Regions from separate parts of the Homo sapiens genome. Here region 2 is linked to region 1. Evidence: chromatin loops called from intact Hi-C (ENCODE). Cell type or tissue: endothelial cell of umbilical vein. All regions are shown on one strand. Each heading gives the region's core, and the rest is flanking DNA. Links, peaks and the distances in the headings are about the cores only.

Region 1 (2,882 bases), core at 1-2,500:
TGGCCGAGAAGCGAAGGGGCTCGCCGTGCAGCATGCTAAGCCTCAAGGCGCACGCTTTCTCGGTGGAGGCGCTGATCGGCGCCGAGAAGCAGCAACAGCTTCAGAAGAAGCGGCGAAAACTGGGCGCCGAAGAGGCGGCGGGGGCCGTGGACGACGGAGGCTGCAGCCGCGGCGGCGGCGCGGGCGAAAAGGGTTCTTCTGAGGGAGACGAAGGCGCTGCGCTCCCGCCGCCGGCTGGGGCGACGTCTGGGCCGGCTCGGAGTGGCGCAGACCTGGAGCGCGGAGCCGCGGGTGAGTGGGCCCCTTCCTGCCTATAACTTCTCTCCGGCGCGAACCTGAACTTCTGCGAGTCTGTGGGTGTGCGTGCGCGCCGCGTCCCTACATGGCCAAGGCCACTCAGCCACTAGCGCATTGGCCGTGTCAGTCGCAAAGCTCGCCGCGCAACCTGGTCACCCTCCAGACGGTTCAGATACTGCTTCCAGGCTCGCCTCGCGGGCGGCCGCCGCCCACTCGGCGACCCGCGCCTTCGGCCGCGGCTGTTTGCTGCGCCTAGCGGTGCAGCTCTGTGCTTCCTGCATCTGCCTCCCTTGGGGTTCCAGCCAATGGGTGCTCTTTTTTGTTTCCTAACTTTTAAAAGCACAGGGCGGGGAGGAGGGGAGCGACGGCATACCCCACCCTGAAACCGGAACGAATGCCCTAAACCGTTTGTGCAAACCAGGAAGAGGGCGGCATATTTGGAAACTTGGTTTCCCGAAGGGTAGTTGAGCGGTTCCCTTCCCTTCTCCTCTTGATTTCTCTGCCAAGGCCGACGGCGACCGCGGGCTTGCTTTTCACACTTTTCTCTGCTGGGCTGGAAGCGCAGGGCGCCGGGAGTTTGGCGAAAGCGGGGTCTGAAGAGCCTTCTAGAAGATGCCTCCGGCCCGGCCCAAAAGAAGGCCCAAAGCGAGGCGCCGCAGACGCTTATGGCTTAAGGAGGCCCAGGCTCTTGGGACCAGAGTCCGGGCGCTTTTGCTGCTTGCGCTTCGAGGCGCAGGTTGCGTCGGAGTTTGCACTGGGGACTCTGGACCCGGGAGCTCCTCTGACTCCGTCGGGCAAGCGTCCCAGACCCCGGCGGCGGCGTGAAGCCTTTTCTGCTGGGGCCTTGGCCCTGCGGAGGCCCAGCGGGTGGGGTGGACGCTGCCCGCGCGCCTCTCCCGGGCTTGGGACTTGGGGACCAAGCAGGCCACACTGGAGCTCTGAATGCGCCCCTTCGACAGGCAGAATGTGGGTGTCTATCGACTGGCTTGTTCTTTAGGAGGACCTGATGGCACCAAAGCTTCCCCTTTTCTCCCGGTCATTTTCCTCTTCTCAGCCACCAGGTGGGCCCGTCTCCGCGGCTGGCTTCCCCTCTGTTTCCCTCACCAGTTCCCTTTCTCTGTCCTTTGCTGTCCAGGCGGCTGTGAGGACGGCTTCCAGCAGGGAGCTTCCCCTCTGGCGTCACCGGGAGGCTCCCCCAAGGGGTCTCCGGCGCGCTCCCTGGCCCGGCCCGGGACCCCTCTGCCCTCGCCGCAGGCCCCGCGGGTGGATCTGCAGGGAGCCGAGCTCTGGAAGCGCTTTCATGAGATAGGCACTGAGATGATCATCACCAAGGCCGGCAGGTAATGGGCAAGCTGGCGTGGACGCCCCTCCCTACCCCAGACCCTGTCTTCACTCACCTCTAGCTCAATCAGGAAGAAGGGCCTGCAGCTCGGTGGGGGTTCTGGATAGCATTTTCGGTCAAACGGGACCAGGCCCCAGACCGTGGTTCACTTTGGAGGCTAGCTTTGGCTACCCACCACTAGTGCAGTCGGTGCACAGTCCAACTGCCCTCTGGTTGAATGCCAGGGAGAAAATTACTGTCGCCGCTGATGCCACAGCTGTCGCGGTTGATGTTCTGCGTTCAGGGCGGTTATAAATTTGAGGTCATATTTACCCTTGTCCAGGTATTTATTTAGGCTCTAGTTGTCAGTTCTGGAACTAGGAAACATTCTTTTTTTTTTCCTTTCTCTTTTATTTTTAAACAGCAGTTTACTCCAGTAAACTATGATTTGCTTTTTCAGATTTGAAACTCCCAGGCAGATTGGTTCTTTATCAGAAGATATCCTGGCAATTTGATAAGATGATCTGTCCTGCTATTTCATATTAGACTAGGAGGAAAAGTCACTGGACTCACCCACAATACATGTTTAATCATGTATAGGTGCAAGAATAATTACCCTGATTTTTAAAAAGCATCCTGTTTATAGATTTAGAGTACCTGGTTATTTATTTATTTATTTTTGTCCTAAATGGAATCCAACACAGCCTGAATTTGCTGAGGAATACTTAAAAATTTTTTATAAAAAGGTACATCGGTTTTTTAAAAAGTGTGAAATTTTCCCATCCATTGGTTAGTAAAATAAATGGATTTGTTGGGCAGATCATATTAATTTGAGGTAGGCACATGAATATTTGCATTTTAAAGTTTTCAGTTTATTTAGTGCAGTGAAATCTATGAATAATAAGCTTCCTTAAACGGAACTTTAGAAAGCACACACAACTCTTTCAGGGAGTACACATGGTAAAAACCTGGATAGCATAAAAAGTATCCAAACTTATTAGAAATTACAAAAAAACATATTTTATTGAATCCATATGCTACCTTCTACATTTTCACAGAGCTTTTATTAATGATCCAAATTCAGTCTTCACCAACACAAAGCAATAGTTGTCTTATAAAGGATGTAGTTAAAGACCTTTACTCTTTATCTTACAGGTGCACTGAAATAATACTAAAACAGCCAGCGTATTAAACTGTTCCCATACCTAGTTAGGAGTAATAGACTTTATTTTTTTCTAGGAGTAGTCTTTCATGGTATTTTTGT
Region 2 (2,916 bases), core at 285-2,784, 880 kb after region 1:
TCCCAGTTTCAGGTATTCCGTTATAAGCAGCAGAAAATGAACTAAGGCACAGTTTTTGGCTATCATGAAGAATGTTGCTATTAACATTCATGTACACGTTTTTGTGTGGACTTATATTTTCGTTTCTCTTGAGTATATACAACTAAAAGTAAATTTGGTGGGTCACAGAGTATTCTATATTTAACCTTTTGAGGCACTGCCAGACTGTTTTCCATTCTTACCAGCAATAGTTAGAGGTTCCAATTTCAGAGAGCTCTTTTTTAGTCACTATTCCAACTCTCCACAGAGAAGAAAAGCCATCTATAAAATCTGAATCACATCACAAATAGCTCAGAAGACCGAATTCAGAACTGGATTACAGCATGCTCCAACTTAATCTCACACCCAGCTCTATATGATAGGGTTTGGTTAAAGGTAGTACAATGCAAGATTAAAGCGACATTTTATACCTACTAATCTATCTTCCAGATGAAGTTCCCACAAATTTTCAGGTTAGGTAACCATACATGTGAACCATAACGGCTCACCAATAAGGAGTGAACTGTATCACCATGGTTCAGGCCACACATCCACTAATTAATAATTTTTCATTTCTTCTTTGTTTACTTCTGAAAGTCAGAGAGTCTCAAAATATGGTCTAGGGACTCCTGAGGGAGCTTAAGACCTTTTTGGTGGCTCAAGGTCAAAAATTCTTCATAGTAATACCAAGATGTTATTTGTCTTTTTCTATTCTCATTCTTTCACAAGTGTAACATTTTCAAGATACTACATGACAAATAAGATAGAATATCGAAGATGCCATGAGAATACAGTCGTCATCTATTAAGCCACACATTAAAGATATTTGCCAAAATGTAAAACAATGCTACTTTTCTATTTTTCATAAACATAGGTACTATTTATAACATATAGTGGGCTCATTATTTGTAAAATTATTTTAAAAATATTCTTTACATTTCTTAATTTTTGAAAGATAAATATCAATAGATATGTCCTAAACAATAGTCCTTGGAGTCTTCAACAATAAAAGAGTAAAGATATTTTAAGACCAAAAAGTTTGAGAACCACTGCTTTAAGTAAAAGCGTTATTTCCGTGATAAGATTAAAAAATAATTTTGGGTTTTGAAATTCAAACAAATATTTAATTCTAAAAGCCCCACATTATATTCATTCAACAAAAATTCATTTAATGCCTATAACGTATATACCAAATATTATGCCAGTATACTGTAGCATTCTTGCAATTATTCACCACTGTTCATTTCCTGTCTATAAAATAAACGAGGAGAAAAGATGTGTTCACACGATAAAATTATGGCATATTTCACTGTATTGAAATGCACAGGTCGATTGTTACAATTACTGTGACTACTTTGCCATCTTGTGTTCAGTAATGAAATTGCACATTATTGTAATTACTTCCTGTCAACTGCTGAGGAAAGGTGTTAAAATATGCAACTGTAGTTAAGGATTTTAATTCTACCCCTCAATTCCATCAATGTTAGCTTCATGCCTTTTGAATCTTTTCTATCACAGGCATAAACAGTTTTCCTAATGAAATGACCCTTTTTATCATTATAAAATGTCTATACCTCTGGTAAGATTCTTTGCCTCATAATCCTTTTTATCAGATACTAATATAGTCCAACCAATAATAAAATTTACTAGCTGGATAGCATACTTTTTCCCAAACATTTACGTTTAGCCTATTTGTGTTTTTAAAGTATACCTCTTATAGACATCATGTAGTCAGGTCTTGATAATACATACATCTACACATGGGTGCACACAAAGAGATAATCTCTATATTATCTATAATTAAGATAATTATCAATAGATAATTATAATTACATGATAGATAATTATTATAAACTATCATTTATAATAGTTTTAATTAGAGTGCTCGATTCATTTACACTTAATTATTAATATGGGAGATTTTACTAATCTCCCTCCCAGCCCCAAGTTTTCTGTTATATGTCTCTGTTTCTCTTTCCCTGCCTTCTTTTGGGTTAACCAAACTTTTTTTAGAATTTCATTTAATCGATTGGCTTTTTGGCCTTCCTCTTTAAATTATTTTTTAAGTGATTGTTCTAGGAACTGTAGTATATATCCTCAACTTTTACCTGCTTACTTAAGAGTTAATATTGTATGCCTTCCCACGTAATATAAGAACCATTTACTGCTCTCTAACTCCTATCCTTTAACTCCACAATACAATGTTATAACTTTTAAAGTCATGTATTTTTTATATGTATTTTTATAAAATGAAGAGGACAAAAAGTAGTATTTTCTCTTACATATTTACCACCTCCTAAATATCTGAACTTCTATCTGGTATCACTAACTTTCAACCTGATGAATGCCTTTTAGCATCTATCTTATATTGCAGATCTACAGGTAATAAATTTCCAGTTTTGGTTTATCTGAAAAAGTCTTTATTTCATCTTTATCCTTCAAGAATTCTGTCTCCCTACGGGTATAGAATTCAGGGTTGATGGTGTTACTTTTCCTTCAGCAGTCGTTTTTATTATTTCCTAGTGTGTTTTCTCTGGCAGCTTTCCAGATTTTCTCCTTGTTAGCTTTTAGCAGTTTAGGATGTGCCTAGATGTTATTTTCTTTGTATTAATTATGTTTAGATTTGCTAAGCCTCTGAATTTACAATTTATGTCTCTCACTAAATTTGTAAAATATATGGCCACTATTTCTTCAAATATTTTTCTGCCCCATTCTTTCATTCCTTTCCTTCTAGAATTCCAATGACACATTTATTAAACATTTTTATTTTGTCTGACAGGCCCCTGAGTCCCTGTTCATTTTATTTCTGATAATTTTCCTCTCTGTTCTTCAGATTTGACATTTATATTCATCTATCTGCAAGTTCATTAAGTCTTGTCTATGTTGCCACCAATCTGC

What was found. A loop is a pair of places that touch in the nucleus more often than their neighbours do. Peaks named below come from ENCODE experiments on the same cell type or tissue, not always from the same donor. Only the 100,000 strongest peaks of a DNase experiment are listed, where the experiment ranks them.
Region 2: it touches region 1 in a loop (16-fold over the local background); 3 of 110 quality-filtered maps call a loop at or near these places.

What each region holds. Positions count from the first base shown.
Region 1 is chr6:84,761,299-84,764,180 of GRCh38, reverse strand. TBX18 (T-box transcription factor 18) reads left to right here. Exons shown (of 8, transcript NM_001080508.3): 1 at 1-291; 2 at 1,433-1,637. It overlaps LOC124901353 (a long non-coding RNA gene), which reads right to left and starts at 1,840. Exons shown (of 2, transcript XR_007059666.1): 1 at 1,695-1,840. RefSeq lists enhancers at 1-265, 266-850. In endothelial cell of umbilical vein, for the core only: a CTCF peak has its summit at 1,348 (motif pointing right); DNase peaks (open chromatin) are centred at 570, 1,110 and 1,350; H3K4me3 peaks cover 2,500 bases; H3K27ac peaks cover 2,500 bases.
Region 2 is chr6:83,883,110-83,886,025 of GRCh38, reverse strand. All of the region lies in intron 4 of RIPPLY2-CYB5R4 (RIPPLY2-CYB5R4 readthrough), which reads right to left. All of the region lies in intron 2 of CYB5R4 (cytochrome b5 reductase 4), which reads right to left. Among named protein-coding and RNA genes, the nearest start is that of CYB5R4, 25 kb to the right of the region's middle. RefSeq lists a silencer at 1,341-1,410. In endothelial cell of umbilical vein, for the core only: a CTCF peak has its summit at 1,383 (motif pointing left); DNase peaks (open chromatin) are centred at 1,345 and 2,555.